2 separate regions of the Homo sapiens genome follow, and region 1 is linked to region 2. The links are chromatin loops, found by intact Hi-C in ENCODE. Cell type or tissue: dorsolateral prefrontal cortex. All regions are shown on one strand. Each heading gives the region's core, and the rest is flanking DNA. Links, peaks and the distances in the headings are about the cores only.

Evidence for each region. Hi-C counts contacts between places; a loop is a spot of excess contacts. Peaks named below come from ENCODE experiments on the same cell type or tissue, not always from the same donor. Only the 100,000 strongest peaks of a DNase experiment are listed, where the experiment ranks them.
Region 1: it touches region 2 in a loop (1.9-fold over the local background); 2 of 110 quality-filtered maps call a loop at or near these places.

Annotation. Positions count from the first base shown.
Region 1 is chr2:70,700,510-70,708,843 of GRCh38, reverse strand. It overlaps ADD2 (adducin 2), which reads left to right. Exons shown (of 16, transcript NM_001617.4): 3 at 2,402-2,618; 4 at 4,385-4,523. The coding sequence starts at 2,436. Among named protein-coding and RNA genes, the nearest start is that of ADD2, 64 kb to the left of the region's middle. In dorsolateral prefrontal cortex, for the core only: no CTCF peak of the experiment used is centred there; a DNase peak (open chromatin) is centred at 4,493; H3K27ac peaks cover 992 bases.
Region 2 is chr2:70,750,496-70,758,829 of GRCh38, reverse strand. The region is part of intron 1 of ADD2 (adducin 2); the gene reads left to right. Among named protein-coding and RNA genes, the nearest start is that of ADD2, 14 kb to the left of the region's middle. In dorsolateral prefrontal cortex, for the core only: no CTCF peak of the experiment used is centred there; no DNase peak of the experiment used is centred there; H3K4me3 peaks cover 587 bases; H3K27ac peaks cover 2,274 bases.

The DNA of each region.
Region 1 (8,334 bases), core at 247-8,246, 50 kb after region 2:
GGTGGAAGCTCAGCTGCTGTGGTTGGCTGAGACTCAGCTACTTGTCACAAGAGTAGGTTACAGTCTATTACACATCAAGTTGGGTTACAGTTTATTATACGTGGAAAAGCCCTTAGGCCACACTTAAAATATGTAAGGAGGCAGCTTTAGGCCAAACTTAATGTAACATGTCCCAGGCCAAGTGTATGATAGCAGATGGTGGTTTGAACGAGGGGAGGGGCCTAGACAGCTATGGGACTTGGCCTGTGATGTGAGAGTCAGATTATGTGAGGTTTTGTGCCATCTTATGTCAGACTTGCTAGAAATGGCCAACACCTGGAATGGATGCCTTCCATTACATGTTGCAACCATTAACATCTAAACTATGGATATTTCAACCGAGGCTGCTCACTAGGGATTAGGGAGCTTTTGAAAAATCCTGATGTCCAGGTCATACCTCAGACTAATTATATTAGAATATCTGGCATCAGTACTTTTTAAAGTTCCCAGGTGATGCTATTGTGCACCCAAGGTTGAGAACCACTGCTCTAGGCTGAGGGCTCAGGCCATCAGCTGACCCTTGAGGAACTCTGTCCATGCGCCTTCCCTTGAACGAACTGTTTGCCTTTCCCCTAGAGGAAGAATGCAAACAAGAACAACAGGAAACCATCTGTGTATTCTGGGCTGATGGGATGGCCTTCCACTGTCCTCCAAGCTTATCTATGGCATCATTCTCCCCTCACCCCACCCAGAGAGACTGCAAAGGTAGTGTGTGGAGTTCTGGTAGAATGTGGAAGAAGAGGTTACAGGCAGCTCAGGGACAACAAGAATATGCTCTACTGGACATCAGCAAAGCCTCCTTTGTAATGAGCTTCTGACCAGAATCAAGGGTAGGCTGGGGCCAACAGGACTGCTGGAGCAAGGCCGGAGGGAGCCAGGACTGGCCAGCCACAGGCAAAGGGCAGATCAGGACCTGGGAGGCCAGGAGTCTTCTCCCAAAGAACAAGAGAGCATTCCATCTCCTCATGGAATGGGAGCCCATGGAGGTAAAGCAAGGGAGTGGCAGGTTATGGATGAGAACCCAGGTGTCCTGGTCCCTTGTAATGCTCTTTTATTTGTATCTTCACATATATGTTAAAAAGCTAATTATTGTTCAGCCAAAGTACATGCTGCCTTCTGCTGAGAAGAGAATCAGCCAGCAGGGAGAAGGCCAACGCTCTGTAAGGCCACCCTGGGTGTTGAAGGGGCAGAGCACCGATTTGAAGGCCTTGCAGTGCCGACACAGGAAAGGAGACGGGCTTCGCAAATTCCCACTGCCGGGAAGTGAAGCCCGGAACTGCAGGCTTACTCTTCAGAAGGGCTCCAAGATAGCAACAGAAAACATTTCTTCATTCATCATTCACACATTTTAAAAAGTATTCTTGATTAGAAAAAATCCACAGGTTTCCCCCAGCTTGACTTTCCAGAGGCTGTCGTGGTCCTTGCTCCAGGGAGCAGGTTTACACGCAGCACGTGGGGCTCTGGCAGCCGGGCAGCATGGCACCCTGCAAACCATATTTAGTTGTTGTTTCTCAACATGAGTTGAATGGGATTGGAGAGAAAATAATTTTCCATTAATAAAGTTGCACACCTCTTTTTAAACTTGGAATAAGAATCTGATTCTGCATTAAAACAAGTTTCAGAAAAACAGATTCACCAATAAATTCCTTTCCAGGGGCCAGAGCGAAGTTTAAGTTGTAAAGAAAAGCATTGGGCAAAGCGCTTCCCACGTTTCAGTAGTTCCTGTGCTCTTTTAGTAGTAGTCTTAGTAGGCCCTGTTTAATAGTAGTATTCTTTTGTGAATTTCCCACCATAATTTTTTTTTCTTTTTAGTTCTGTGATACGTGTGCAGGATGTGCAGGTTTGTTACATAGGTAAATGTGTGCCATGGTGGTTTGCTGCGCCTATCAACCCATTACCTAGGTGTTAAGCCCAGCATGCATTAGCTATTTCCACCATAATTTTTGAGGGGCCTTATTAGAGGGTTTCCATTTTAGATGAAGTACTGATTTCCAGTAAGTAGCTTACCACTGCATAGGTGTGCATCACAGAAATGCTCAACAAGGTCTGCAGGTCATGTTTCCATTCGGGGAACTCTCTACTCCAAGCCAAGTGTGACCATTTAAGGGCTGGCTAGTTGGGGAAGGGAGTGGACACCTGAACCCATGTTTTTACTTAGTCTCATGGCACAGCAGCGCCCCTATAGATGGGTATATGGGGCCGCTGCTGGCGTCCTGCCCTCCTCCCCAGGCTCTGCCTCTACCATCCTAGGAACAGCCGTACCCCACTGAGAATCCAACTGAACCTAGCCCTGTGCTCTGAGAAACGTGTACCCCGATGGGGAGCACCAACCTGACCGCATACCCTCTCCCCTTCTCTGTAGAGTTCCAGGAGCGAATTGCAAACCCACCGGGAAAATGAGCGAAGAGACGGTCCCCGAGGCTGCCTCGCCGCCGCCCCCGCAGGGGCAGCCTTACTTTGACCGCTTCTCAGAGGACGACCCCGAGTACATGCGCCTTCGCAACCGGGCGGCGGACCTGCGGCAGGACTTCAACCTGATGGAGCAGAAGAAGCGCGTCACCATGATCCTGCAGAGTCCCGTGAGTGGGGCTGACCCGGGCGGGAGAGGGCGCAGGGGGCGCTGGCTCTTCAGGACGTGTACCCACCCGAAAGATGAGTAACTCCTCTTTCCCTTGCTCAGGGTCAGTAGAAATGTAAGCCCACTGAGCAAGACGGATCTGGTCACCTGGGGCCTTGACACTCTCCCTTGTAACTGGTGGATGGCAGAACCTGGCTTGTGTGTGGCAGTTTGGCTTGGTGCGGGGGGAGGTGGGACGGAGACAGGAGTCCCCCTCAGTTTCCTGTGCCCCTTCGGAGCCTCAGTTCCCAGTCTTCCCTCCTCACCAAAAGCTATGACAGTGAACGGACAAATCCATGTAAACTAGAGACCAGCAGGGTGCCAGGAGGAGGGCTTGGGGCTCCCTTTACTGAACACCACAAAGTAAGAACTTTCTGTCGGGACAAATGAAGCTTTGACATGAATGGGATGGGGCTGAGGAGAGCCTGGAAGCCCCAGGAGGTGGGCAGAGTGGAGGGCTCAGCCGGGCTGTGGGATGGGGTGTGGGAAGGGAAGGCAAGTCGGGATCACTCACATCCCTCCTTACTTGGGGCCAGTTGGTTCCTGCCTGGCATGGACACAGCTCCTCCTTGAGGCAGGTAGTGCCTTGAGAAGGCCGAAGGGTGGGCCCTGTGGACCACTGAAGGCAGAGGGAGATCACTGTGGTGGAGGCAAGAGGGGTCTGACTGAGGAAGAGCTTGGGGGGCCTCAGGAATCAGCCCATGATCCTAAGGATCGGGAAGCCCAGGGACAGAGTTGGCATCTCCAATTGCTTGCCAGGATGGGCTCGAGATGGGAGCCGCTCTGCCTTGGCCTTCTGGGCTCCAGAGAGCCAGGGCCTGTGCAGGGGCTGTGTGAGACCCTGGCTGGGAGCCATGGTGCATACTCAGGCCACACAGAGCAGCTCCAGGGAATGGGCCGAGGTCCAATATCTGTGCCCAGATATTGTGTTGGGGAGCTGGGAGGAATATGGCAGATGCTGAAAGCATTGGGGTGAAGAGCCTCTGGGAAAACCCCCAGAGTGTGACTAGGAGGGGTGGCAAGGGGGTTAGGAGAGGCGGCAGAGTTAGCACCAGCCCAGATTTCAGGGCTCAGGCAGTAAATAGGGGTTGGAGGAGGGCCTGCTTCCTTCTTCCCTTTTACAGGTTGGCCAACACACCTAAGTGGCCCCCCATTTCCTCCTGAGTGTTTTCTCCTGCCACCTGGTGGGCAGGATTCCTTGCTTATGGCTTCATGGTCTGAAAAGCCAGGCTTAGAGTTGGACATCAGGAGTGGAAGTGACCTCAGAGGTCATCAAATCTTCCTGTTCTTCCTCCTACCCTTTCATTAAGCACATGAGGAAACTGAAGCCCGAAAGAATCACAGGCATCGCTAATGGAGAGGGATGGTGGCTCTCTCCATTCAGTTCTGCCTAAAAAAATGTCCTTCATTACTAAAGTGAAGTCCTACCATGTCTGATGGTGGGGAGGGGTCTTGGCCCTCATTTAGACACAGAAAGGACCTGGAATCTGGATTACTGCCCACAGGGCAAGGGAACACAAGATCCATTCCCAGCATTTCTTTGTTGCTTCCCATACAGCAATTCCTGAGGTCCTAGTGGAACTGCTCAGTGTCCCCTGTAGCTGGGGACCCTGAGCATGGCCCTGACCTAGCTGACCCAGGGGCAAGGGGTGGGCACTTGGAAGAGCTCATTGTTGGGCAGCTGTGTGAGAGGCTGTGGGGGGACAAGCACCTCGGGGCCTGCTTCAGTCTTTCAGGGAGGAGCTGGAAGGCCTCATCCAGGAGCAGATGAAGAAGGGGAACAACTCCTCCAACATCTGGGCCCTGCGACAGATCGCGGACTTCATGGCCAGCACCTCCCACGCAGTCTTCCCGACATCTTCCATGAGTATGTGGTGTCTGGGGAGCTGCCAGGAGCAGAGGTGGAGGGGAGGGTGGGGTGGGGAAGAGAGGGAGGAGCAGCAAGAAGCATCTGGTTGCCAGGCTATGGAGTAAGCAGCCCATTGTGTTATCAGGCCTTGGGGAGCTCAGCAGCAGCCAGAGAGGTACCTGGCTCTGCTTCTGATGTTGCTGCAAATTAAACGTCCACAGAAAAATTACCCCAATGCCAGGAATAAGAGGGTGGAGGTGACTTCAGTGGACGGGAAGAGACCACTGAAGCCTGTGTTTCCATGCCCCACTAGACAGGCCAACCTGACTCCACAGATGAGGGCTGAGAGGAGCCAGCCAGGGCTATGCAGGAAGCCACCCTCCTGGGCTGTTATGCTCTGCCCATAACGTTTAAAACACAAGCATCAAAAAATAACTCCCCCTCAATAAGATTATTACAGGATTATGGCTGAAAACTGTGAAAATAACCAAGAAAGGGAAGCAGAAATCATTCTACTGTGTTCTTAAAGCCCTCATATTACTATTCTTAATATTTTGGTGAACATATATCCTTCCAGTCCTTTTTTTCTTAACATATATAGATTATGCAAACACAAATGTAATCACATAAAATATGGTTCTATAATATAATTTTTGGTGGATACATGCTATTTAATAAATTTCCCATTGTTGGACTTTTAGGTTATTTCCAACTTTTTCTGTTAGGAACAATGCAATAAACATCCTTGTAAATAAACCTGAGATTATATCCGTGATTATTTTCTTAAGATAAATTACTAGTAGAATTGCTGAATTGAAGTACATGCATGCATGTTTTAAAGACTTTAATGCAGAATGGCAGATTACATCCTTTCTCCAAATGGATCCAATTTACGTTCCCAACAGTAATGCGGTAGAGTGCCCATTTCCTCTACCCTGGTCCATAGTGTATACTACCATTTGTTTCATCCTCCTGATTCAGTAGGTGACAAATAATACTTTATTTGTGTTTTAATGTGCATTTGTTTGACTACTGATGAGGTTGGATATATTAATGTATTTTCACATACATATTGGACATGATTTTCTTCCTTTCTCTCTCTCTTTCTCTTTCTCTCTTTCTCTTTCTTTCGTTTTCTTTTCTTCTTCCTTTCCTTTCCTTTTTCTTTTCTTTCTTTTCTTTTCTTCTTCCTTTCCTTTTTCTTTTCTTTCCTTTCTTTCACGCAGAATCTCACTCTGTTGCCCAGGCTAGAGTGTAGTGGTGCAATCTCAGCCCACTGCAACCTTCCAGGCTCAAGCAATCCTCCCACTTCAGCCTGCCAAGTAGCTGGGACCACGGGCACGCACCACATGCCTGGCTAATTTTTGTATTTTTTGTGGAGACAGGGTTTCACCATGTTGCCCAGGCTGGTTTGGCACTTCTGGGTTCAAGTGATCCACCCACCCCGGTCTCCCAAAGTGTTAGCATTACAGACGTGAGCCACCGTGCCCGCCCCTGACTTTCTTTTTATAGTAAATTGCCTTTTTACATCCTTTGCCTATTTTCCTATTAGTGTATTATTTTCTTATAGATTTTTACATTTTTATAAAGTAAAGCTGTTTCTCTATTATCTGTCAAATATATTGCTTTTTTTTTTTCCAGTTTCTCCTTTGTCTTTTAGTTTTGTCCATGGCATTTTTTTTGTCTTGTAGAATTCTTTAGTTTCTGTGTAGCGGAAACCATTGTAATTTTCCTTTGTGTGTTCTGCTTTTGATTGCATGCTTAGAAATACCTTTCCCATGTTTCATCATCTGATGGAACAAATACCCTTAATTATGCATTTGTCAATTTTCCTCAACTGTTTGTACAAGTTTATTCTTTACAATAACTTTAGGCCAGGCACAATGGTTCATGCCTGTAATCCCAGCACTTTGGGAGGCCAAAGCAGGTGGATCACCTGAGGTCAGGAGTTTGAGACCAGCCCGGCCAACATGGTGACACCCTGTCTCTACTAAAAATATAAAAATTAGCCAGGCATGGTGTTGCATGCCTGTAATCCCAGCTACTTGGGAGGCTGAGGTGGGAGAATTGTTTGAACCCTAGAGGTGGAGGTTGCAGTGAGCTGAGATTGCACCACTGCACTCCAGTCTGAGTGACAGAGCAAGATTCCATCTCAAAAAAGCAAAAACAAAAATCAAACTTTAGAATTATTTTATCAAGTCCCCCCATTGACCTTAAAAATTCCTTTTGGGATTTTGATTGGGATTACATTAAACGAATAAATTGATTTGGTGAAGAATTTATAAATTTATAATTTTATATTAGAATGTAAGCTCTGTAGGGGAAATTTGTAAGTTTGGTCCACTGCTATATCCTTTGATTTAGAATGTATCTGGCACATAGTAGGTACTTAAAGATATTTACATGAGTGAATTGTAAATCTTTTCAGAAATGAGATATGTCTTTTATTTATTTAAGTCTTCTTTCATATCCATCAGAGAAGTTTAGTAATTATTTTCATGTAGTTCTTACTAATTTCTTATGAAGTTTACTCTGAAATTTTTAAATAACTTTGTTATTTTAAGTGAATCTTTATCCATTCTATTTTCTTTCTGGTTATAGTTCTCATTTAAGATAAATTGTTAGATATATATATACATATAAGTGTGTGTGTGCATGTGTGTATACACTAGCCCCTTATTGAACTCTTATTTAAATTTTAATATCATCTCAGTTAATTCTTTTGGGTATTGTATATACAAAAATCACATAATCTGCAAATCATGATCATTTTGCTTCCTTCATTTCAACATTTACCCATTGGTTTATTTTTCCAGTTTTCTCATTGCATCTGTTAGAACTTTCAGAACAATGTTTAATAATAGATTAATTATCCTTGTCTTATTTCTGACTTTAATGGAAGTTGTTTTACCACAAGAGTTTGAGACAATTATTTTTTATCGTGTTGAGGAAATATCTTTTTATTCTAGTTCACTATGAGTTTTTCTCAGGAATGGATGTTGAATGTCATAAAATACATTTTGGCCATTTATTGGTTTTTTTTTCCCTTGAACTATTGAGGTGATGAGTTTTAGTAACAGATTTCTGAGTATTGAACTCCTTTTTCATTACTGAAATAAATCATTCTTGGTCTTGATGCATTCTTTTAAAAATACCCTTCTGGATTTGATTTTCCAGAATTTTATTAAAGATTTTTGCATTCATATTCACACATGAGATTGGTTAGCAGTTCACTTTTTGGGCAGTCTTTACCTAGTATTGATACCATGACTGTAATTTCATAACATGAATCAAGGTGATTTCTCTCTCTTTTTTACCCTGATATAGTTTAAATAAGATAGGAAATCTCTGTTCCTTGAGATTTATTATTCACTTAGAATGTCATCTAGATCTGGAATATTTTTAGGGATTTTTGATGTTTTTGTCCTCAGTTTCATCTGGGGTTTTAAAATTTATTTTGCTGCTTCTTGGTTAAATTTTCGTCATATATTTTGTGTAAAATAAACCATTTTATGGAGTTTTTCAAAATTATGAGTCATTTACAATATTATTTTTATCATTCAAATTTCCTGCTAAAGTAGATGAGATAACATCCCATTCTCATTCCTGGTGCTATGTAAATTTTTGCTTTCTCTTTATTGACCAATCTAGATATTTGTTTATTCATAGATCATCTCACATAAGCCAATTCTTGGATTTACTTATTGGTCCTGTTATTCTTTCTGCTTCCTGATTCATTAGTTTTATTTCTATATTCATTAATCCTTTTCCATAACTTTTCTATTTTGTTATTTATGTATTTTCTAGAGCAGCATAAAATGTATTTATT
Region 2 (8,334 bases), core at 237-8,236:
CCATCCATAGTTTATTATTATTGTTTTTCTGAGACAAGGTCTCGCTCTGTTGCCCAGGCTGGAGTGCAGCAGTGCAATCATGGCTCACTGCAGCCTTAACCTCCTGGGCTCAAGCAATCCTCCCATCTCAACCTCCCAAGTAGCTGGGAGTACAGTGTATGCCAACATGCCTGGCTTATTTTTTTTAAAATTCTGGTAGAGACGAGGTCTCACTATGTTGCATAGTTGATCTTTTTAAAACAAAAATCTAATCTCATCATTTCTCTACCCTCCGGATAAAGCCCAAGCTCCTTACCTGCCTCAACTGCTTTTCCTCTTTTTCCTTTACGCTCTACCCTCTAGGTAGGCTGAACTACTCCATTTTTCTGAACATGCTTTCCCACCCTCCCAACCCTTCCAAAACAACTCTTTCCACCTCCTTATATGCCCTCTCCCCACCTTTTATCCAGCCAGTTAGTTCTTTTAGAAAGCCAATAAAATAGGCAAACTTCCAGAAAGCCTAATTAAGATACAAAGGCAAAAAAATTCACAAAGCTAGAAATGACATATGGAGCAGCATGGAGAAAAGATGTAAAATCTCAAGAACATTGTGCATTATTGTATCCCATCATCTGTGAAAATCTTGATGAAATGGACTATTTCCACTGAAAATATGCATTACCAATATTTACTCAAGAAACAGAATGTCATGTTCCCAGATGGGAAGAACCGATGTTATAAAGATGTCGATCCCTCACAGTTCCTGCCGCGTGAATGGCAGCCTCCCTGGTAACCAGAAGTGATGGAGATTTGTTCCTATTTTTACGTTCCTTCGGTAATTTTCTGTGGAATTTTGAAAGGGTCGTTAAATGTTTGTGCTTGATTGTGAATCATTTTATTGAAGGGAAAATCAATACAAGGGCATTTGAATGTTATTTTTAAATTGTTTTTCTCAAAGAACAAATGAAGTTATTAAACTTTGAAATGCATGGAGGCTTTATGAAACAATTTCATTTAACAATGGATGTGATTTTCTGCTTGTGTTATTTTATTGAGTATGAATTTTATCATGTTTGCTTTCTTTACTCGGCATGGAGTCTCCATAAGAATATCTAGGGGTTTACTTTCAAAAATCTACCGTGAAAAGACAGGACAGGAAAAGTGAGGGCGGGTTTGATTCTTTCCTGCTTTCCTCATGTCAGATGGCAGAGCATCCATACTGATTATCTCAGCATCCCTTTTTTTAGAATTTATTCTCCTTCCCTCTTAACACCATATTTCTCTTAAATCTTTCCAACACCCTCATTTGTGTCTTAAATTAGCTACGTCTGTTACCATAGTTATGCAGTATCCAGCTTAACCATTCCACACTCATTCCCACCATACTGTGTGTGAGACTTCCTCTCTCTTATTTCATAAAATATATCATTATTTTTCTTTATTCGTCTCCTGTCCCCAAACTTTTAGTTTTTAAGGCAACACTTGTTCATACTTAATGAATCAAATAGGACTGAAGGGCTTCTAATAAAAGGCAACAATCCCTGTACAAATCCCCCCCCCCCACAAATCCCTTATCCACAGGCAAACCAATTTTAGCTGTGTTTTTTTGTTCTGCTGTAGATACCTCTGTATCCCAAAATAATATGCATGTACTGCTGTTTCTGAATGTATCAACTGTGATCATTGTCTAGTGACTTTCTGCCATAAAAATTAAGGTTGAACCAGCCGGGCACGGTGGCTTATCCCTGTAATCCCAGCACTTTGGGAGGCCGAGGCAGATGGATCACTTGAGGTCAGGAGTTCAAGATCAGCCTGACCAACTTGGTGAAACCCTGTCTCTACTGAAAGTACAAAATTAGCCAGGTGTGGTGGGGCATGCCTGTAATCCCAGCTGCTTGGGAGGCTGAGGCAGGAGAATCGCGTGAACCTGGGAGGCAGAGTTTGCAGTGAGCCGAGATCACACCATTGCACTCCAGCCTGGGCAACAAGAGCTAAACTCTGTTTCAAAAGGAAAAACAAACAAAAAACCCTCAAGGTTGAAGCTTACTTGCACTACAACTCCATCTCTTCACCTCTCTTCTGGCCATCCCCACAACTCCAGACAATAGATTCACTACAACCAGATTTCCCATTCCATCCACTGTTGATCGTGTCACCTGACTCTATGCCATAGATAAGGCTATTACCACCACGTCTCCTTGCCTGCTCCCTCCTTCTCTAGCTGTACATTTACTTTTGTACTATCAAAGTTGATAAAATACTCTATTTCCTAGCCATCGTTGGTTTCTATGATTTGTCTATAAGGTAATTAAAACAAATGAAAACTCCTAACAGTGTTCAGTATCTGACTGAGTTGATATTGCTTACTGCACAATAAGTAGCATGCTAGGATTTCATCTTTCTTAGGACTCCAATGTCTCAATCCAGGGTGAAATTCACATGAATTGTTATCTGGGGCTCCGTAAGTGACCCACAGAGATAGGCTTTAATCTGCGGGCACCAACACCACCATAGTAGGGCTCTAGTTCTCTCCTGCAGTGTGTGCAGTTTCTCTAAGAACACCCATCTAGTGATTGAAGCTAATAAATCCAAAAAGAACTGTGTCTGCATGCTATTTTGAGATAAAGAGTTAACTCAACTGAGTGCCTGACTGGGGACCGCTGTATGTTGGGGGAGGAAAGGGGGTAGGCAGGATCTGCTGCTCTGTATAGAGACCTGCAATTTGTGCTTGTGTTCAGCCTCTTTTATTTTTCTTTCTTTCTCTTTTTTTTTTTTTTTTCTTTTTTTTGCTGAGATGAAGTTTCACTTTTGTTGCCCAGGCTGGAGTGCAATGGCGTGATCTCGGCTCACTGCAACCTCTGCCTCCCGGGTTCAAGCGATTCTCCTGCCTCAGCCTCCCAAGTACCTGGGGTTACAGGCATGTGCCACCATGCCTAGCTGATTTTTGTATTTTTAGTAGAGACAGGGTTTCACCATGTTGGCCAGGCTGGTCTCGAACTCCTGACCTCATGATCTGCCCACCTCGGCCTCCCAAAGTGCTGGGATTACAGGCGTGAGCCACCGTGCCCGGCCGTAAACATTTTTTAAAATAGATAAATTTGACCTGGATAGCAGCCCCACTGTTCATTTTTATGAGGAGAGGGAGGGAGGGCTAAATAAAAAATATTTAAGAAAATGTGCATTTACATTTGCTGGAGGTGTACTAGATGATGAGTAATTGGTCACAATGGTAGGTAAGTGTATCGTTCAACCCAGCTCATCAGTCAGTCAACAAGTGTTTACTGAACACCTTCTATGTGTGGTTACTGTGCAGTGCTGGGGATGCCACGAGCCAAGAGTTTACACTCTAGTGAGGAGAGACAGACACTAAGCATAAAAACAAACAGGTTCAAGCATTGATACCCATTATGCAGAAGATAAACTCATTTTAACCTGAGGGAGGAGGCTGCTTTAGCCAGAGTGGTCAGGGAAGGCTCTTTTGGGAGGCAGCAGTGAGCTGTTGCAGGTGGGTTCGTGAGACGGATCAGAGGATAAGCTAGTGCTGGCTGATTGCAGGCATTTTCATTATGCTATTTGAGGCCACATCATTGGCCGAGAGTGGAGCGAAGAGGGAGTCAGGGAGATTTGAGATGAGAAGGTGGGAAATGATCCTGTTGAAGAGTCTGTACTTCGAGAGAAGGGCAGGTTGCTTGGCAATGTTAAGAAATCATCTGAAAGGTGTAGAGGGTAATTTGAAGTGAGTCCAGTCCACAGAGTTTTGTGCAAGGGTCAATGGCCCAGATGCAGGCAGGGGCAAGGTCACATAGGGTTTAACTAAGGGTGGGACTCTGTGAGGTAGAAACAGTGGTGGGTGAGAGGGCAGAGGAGTTAGAGGTGTTTTGCAAGGGAATGGTTATCCAGTTGGATAATTTAAGCTACATGAGAAGAGATGGGAAAAGTAGAGTTGGAGATAGATAATTAAAAGGTGATTAGCAGGTATCAGAGATGTTGGAGAATTGCTAGGAGGTGGGGTGCCAGAGCTGGGCTGGAAGGGGATGGTCAGAGTAGGATGTTGACATCCACACATTGAAAGTGGTGATCTTGGTAGCAGCAAGATCTAGGGTATGACCACGGGAGAGGGTGACTGAGGCTGGGGTGGAAGGAGAGATAAGTGGCATTGGAGGCCACGAAGATGTGATGGTGGGTGTCGGGTGGATCACCATGTAGATGTCAACGTCGGCAGGAATGAGTAAGGAGAGTGGTGGAGGGGAAGATGGTTAGCCAGGAGCTGGAGTCCTCGGAGAATGAGAGGAGTGGCTGGGCAGTAGAGGAGAGTAACAAGGAGGAGTGACAGGAAGTCAAGTTGGAAGACTGTGCTTCCAAGGTGATGGGGTTTTGAAGGAGTGGAAATAGATAGAGGTGACTATAGGGCTGGAGGAGATGTGCACCCAGGCCCTGAGTACCTGGGATGTGGAAGAGAGTGCTGTGGGGCAATAGTGTCCTGTGGGAGAGCCACATTTTAGCTTCTTCGTTTGTGGATCACAGAAGTGGGCTTTATGTAGCTGAATTTGGAAGTGCTGCGAAGAATTATGTGATTGTTCAATTCGATTGGTTTCCAAGCAGGAAGGAAGGTAACCAAGGAGGCATTATTGACTTTGGGCTTGTTCAAAACTCAGTTAAAGGCAATTAACAGTACTTGGTGTTGTTTACCAAAGCACTTGTCTCAGGAGGGATCTCCTAGCAGTTCTTGTGAATTGTAGGAACTCCCTCCCTTGAGGCATCTTGTGTTTTCATGTCATTAATTCCTGCCTCACCCCTCAGCCATAAATCTCATGGAGGGGATAGAAGGCTTCTGTCTTTTTGTATCATCATCTTGCTGTGGCTCTGTGATGACGCCCTTGTCTAGCCTTGTTCTGCTGACGGTGACCTTTAATGTAATAAAATGCTTACAGGAATAATGAGAATTGATGGAGAAGATGCACTTTCTTGTGATTTATGCCTCTATGCATTAGAACATGAGGACATTTTGGAGGAATGAAGCATGTTATGGGAGAGCGTAGGCTTTTTCAGATGCATGGCTGAAAATCTCAAAAAAGCATCCTGTGCTACCTGGCAGTTCTAAGGCATTTACTTTATCACTTTCCAGAATGACGAATTCACTCCTCTTTTCTCCAAATTTCCTTTCCTCTCCACCCCACCCACCTTTCTGGGTGCCTCCAGCTTCATTGAGAAACAGAAACAGTGATCCCGGAGCTCTCCTGTCTTCCCACCCCCCAACCCCTGACACACATCCCTGACATGCTGCTCTGGGTTGAGTGGCCCCTGCTTCTATCAGAGGCCATCTTTTCTTCTGGGCTCTGGGACCTTTTCCCTCTCACCATCTCAAAAACACCACCATGGCAATTGGCTTTTCTCTTTTCTGCATCATCAACCTCTTTCTTCCTTCCCCCCTCCTCCCATTTCTCCCTTTATGTTCTCCTTGAAAGAGTTGCCTTTGCTCTGTATCTCTTCCTGTTCCCCACTGTTTATACTTGTCCTCTTTTATGGCACTGAGGCTATTCTTGTCAAGATCATTGAAGATGACCTCCATATTGCCAAATCTAATGGCCTCTTCTCTGTTCTTATCTTACTTGACCTGTCAGCAGCACTCAACACTGTTGACCACTTCTTGAAACATTTGGATTATCTGGCCTGGAATACTGCCCTTTTCTGGTTTTCCCTTACCTCACTTGCTGTTCCTCCTTTTCTTCTGTGCAGTTCCTTTTCCTCCACCAGACCTCTAAGTGTGAGAGAGCTTTGCCCTGCACCACTTTGTCTTCCTTATACACTCTTTCTGGTGAACTCTTTTGGGCCTTGGCTTTAGACTTCATTTTTGTGCTGATGAATCCAAAGTTCCTATCTCCCCAGAACTCTACTTCATTGCTTCTGGAACTTTACTGTACACACTGATCACCTGGGGATCCTGTTAAAATGTAGATTCCAGTCTCATTTGTCTGGAGTGGGGCCTGAGAGTTTGCATTTCCAATAAGCTCCCAGCGATGCTGATGTTGCTGGTCTCCGGATCTTACTTTGGGTAGTGAGGCTGAAAACCTGTATATCCAACTGCTTCCCTGACATTTCTACATGCATGTCTTACAGGCGTCTCAGACCAACCCTAAATGACCCTCTTAGAGCTCTTGATTTCTTTACTCAAACCCATTTCTCTCTGCATTTTCCTTGTGTCATCATCCCAGTTGCACAAGCCAAAGATTTTGGAGTTGTCCTTGGTTTCTCTTTCCTTCACTTTTTCATCCAGTCTATCAGCAAATTCTGCTGGCTCAGTCCTCCAAAACATATCCCAAATCTTTCTACTTGGCTCCATTATAATAGTAGTAGCTGATATTTATTCAGTACTTCCTGCATGTCAGGCTGTGTTAATGACATATATTTATATTTATAAGTATTTAAAGTCTAATCATCACAATAACCCTGTGAGGTAGGTGGTATTATTATTCTCATTTCTTGGATAAGAAAAGTGGACACATAAAAGGCAATAAATAATTATTTGCAGATGGAATACATGAATAAACTTTATAACTTATAACTAGGTAACCCTACATAGACCTGCAGTTAATGACCTAAAAAAACCCAATTTATTCTCTTGGTTTATTTTTCTCCCTTGTTATGAATATAATACTCAATAATGCCATTGATATGCTTAGAGAATTAGGGTTTCTGTGTCCTTGTTAGGCACCAATGACATTGCAAATGTCCATTGGCAAATGTCCAAAGCGCGTGTGTGTTACAGAATTTGTAGTGTCTTTGGCTTGAAACCATTTTTGACAAAGGCTATATGCATTTAAGGCACTAAAAATGTTTATGTTTGATAATTACAATGTCTTGATGTGCTTTGCTGAAACATTGTGTCTTGTGTGCCCTTGTGAAAAGCGGCGACTCTTGTATTTCCCATCATATCCTTGCATTTTCTGGAACTGGGGAGATATCTTGAGAGAATGACTTCAAGCTCCAAGATGTGTTCCTTTTCTTAAGTTTCCTTTATCTTGATTGATTTTGAGAATATTGTTCTCTGTGCTGGTTATCACAGTTACAGTGTATGATGATAAATGATTGGTGCTCTGGATAAAACAACCTAAATAGTCAAGTAGATGGAAACAAGCTCATATGACCAAAGTCTAAAAGAATCGAGTTGTTTCGATTGGAGAAGAGCAGTTAAGCAACTACTTTCTTATGCCGTTTATTGTAAAGGAAATCTTTAGTAAGCTTTTTAATAAAGTAAAGACATCTTTTGTAATGTGAATAATTAACCTAGTTTTAGGAGTGTAAGTTTCTTTTAAGAATGGGAAAGGGAGATACATTCATTTTTGTCCTAGTAGTTTCTATCACAACCCTCCAAAAGAATCTCTCTCTTAGGACTTTTAATATGCTAAGGCAAACATAACACCAAACGTAACACTGTATTCCTTTTTCTAGTTTAGTTCAAAGAGACATCCTAGGAAGTAAGATTTTTCTATATAAGTGGACTCAGAAAAGCTAACAAGGTACCCTAAGCATTAGTAAGGGCCTGCTGCTCCGACCTCATCCCAACCAGCCCTGCCCATCTTTAGGTTTCTGAGTAACAAGCGTCAACTGTTATATACTGAAACATTCCCTCTGGAATTCCAGAGTGTCAAAGTGGAAGGGATCAAACAGATCTTCCAGTCCAACCTCTTCATTATAGAAATCAGACACATGAAGCTGAGAAAAGATAAGGCACTGATCCAAGGTGAGGCAGATTAATTAATGGCAAATTCAAGGCTCCTGAAAAGTTTTTCTTTAGGGCATTTATATTCAAATGTCAGCGTCTCCCATTTTTAAAGTCAGAGTTTTCAAGATGCTATTTGATTTCAAGGAAACGTGACAGGAAGCATATCAATTTTTTATAAGAATGTAAAATATGGTAGAGGAGCTAGGGTGTGGGGAGGCAGTTTCTCTACATGGCCAGGTCTCAGTGTTGGCCCTTAATTCTCATTCCTGGACACAGGAAAAAATTATAGTAATTTAGACATGGTTATAATGCTACAGAGTATATTAATTTCCCAGGGCTGCCTTTACATGGAGATGGCTTAAATGGAGATCTCCTTAAATGGAGATGGCTTGACATAACTGAAATGTATTCTCTCTCAATTCTGAAGGCTAGAGGTCTGAAATCAAACTGCTGACAAGGCCGTGCTCCCTCTGAAGGCTCTAGGGTACTCCTTCCCTGTTTCTTCCTACCTTTGGAGGGTGGCAGTAATTCTTGGCATTCCTTGGCTTGCAGCTACATCAATCCAGTCTCTACCTCTGTCATCACATGGTCTTTCCTCTGTGTGTGTGTGTCTTCTCTATGACTTTGATGAC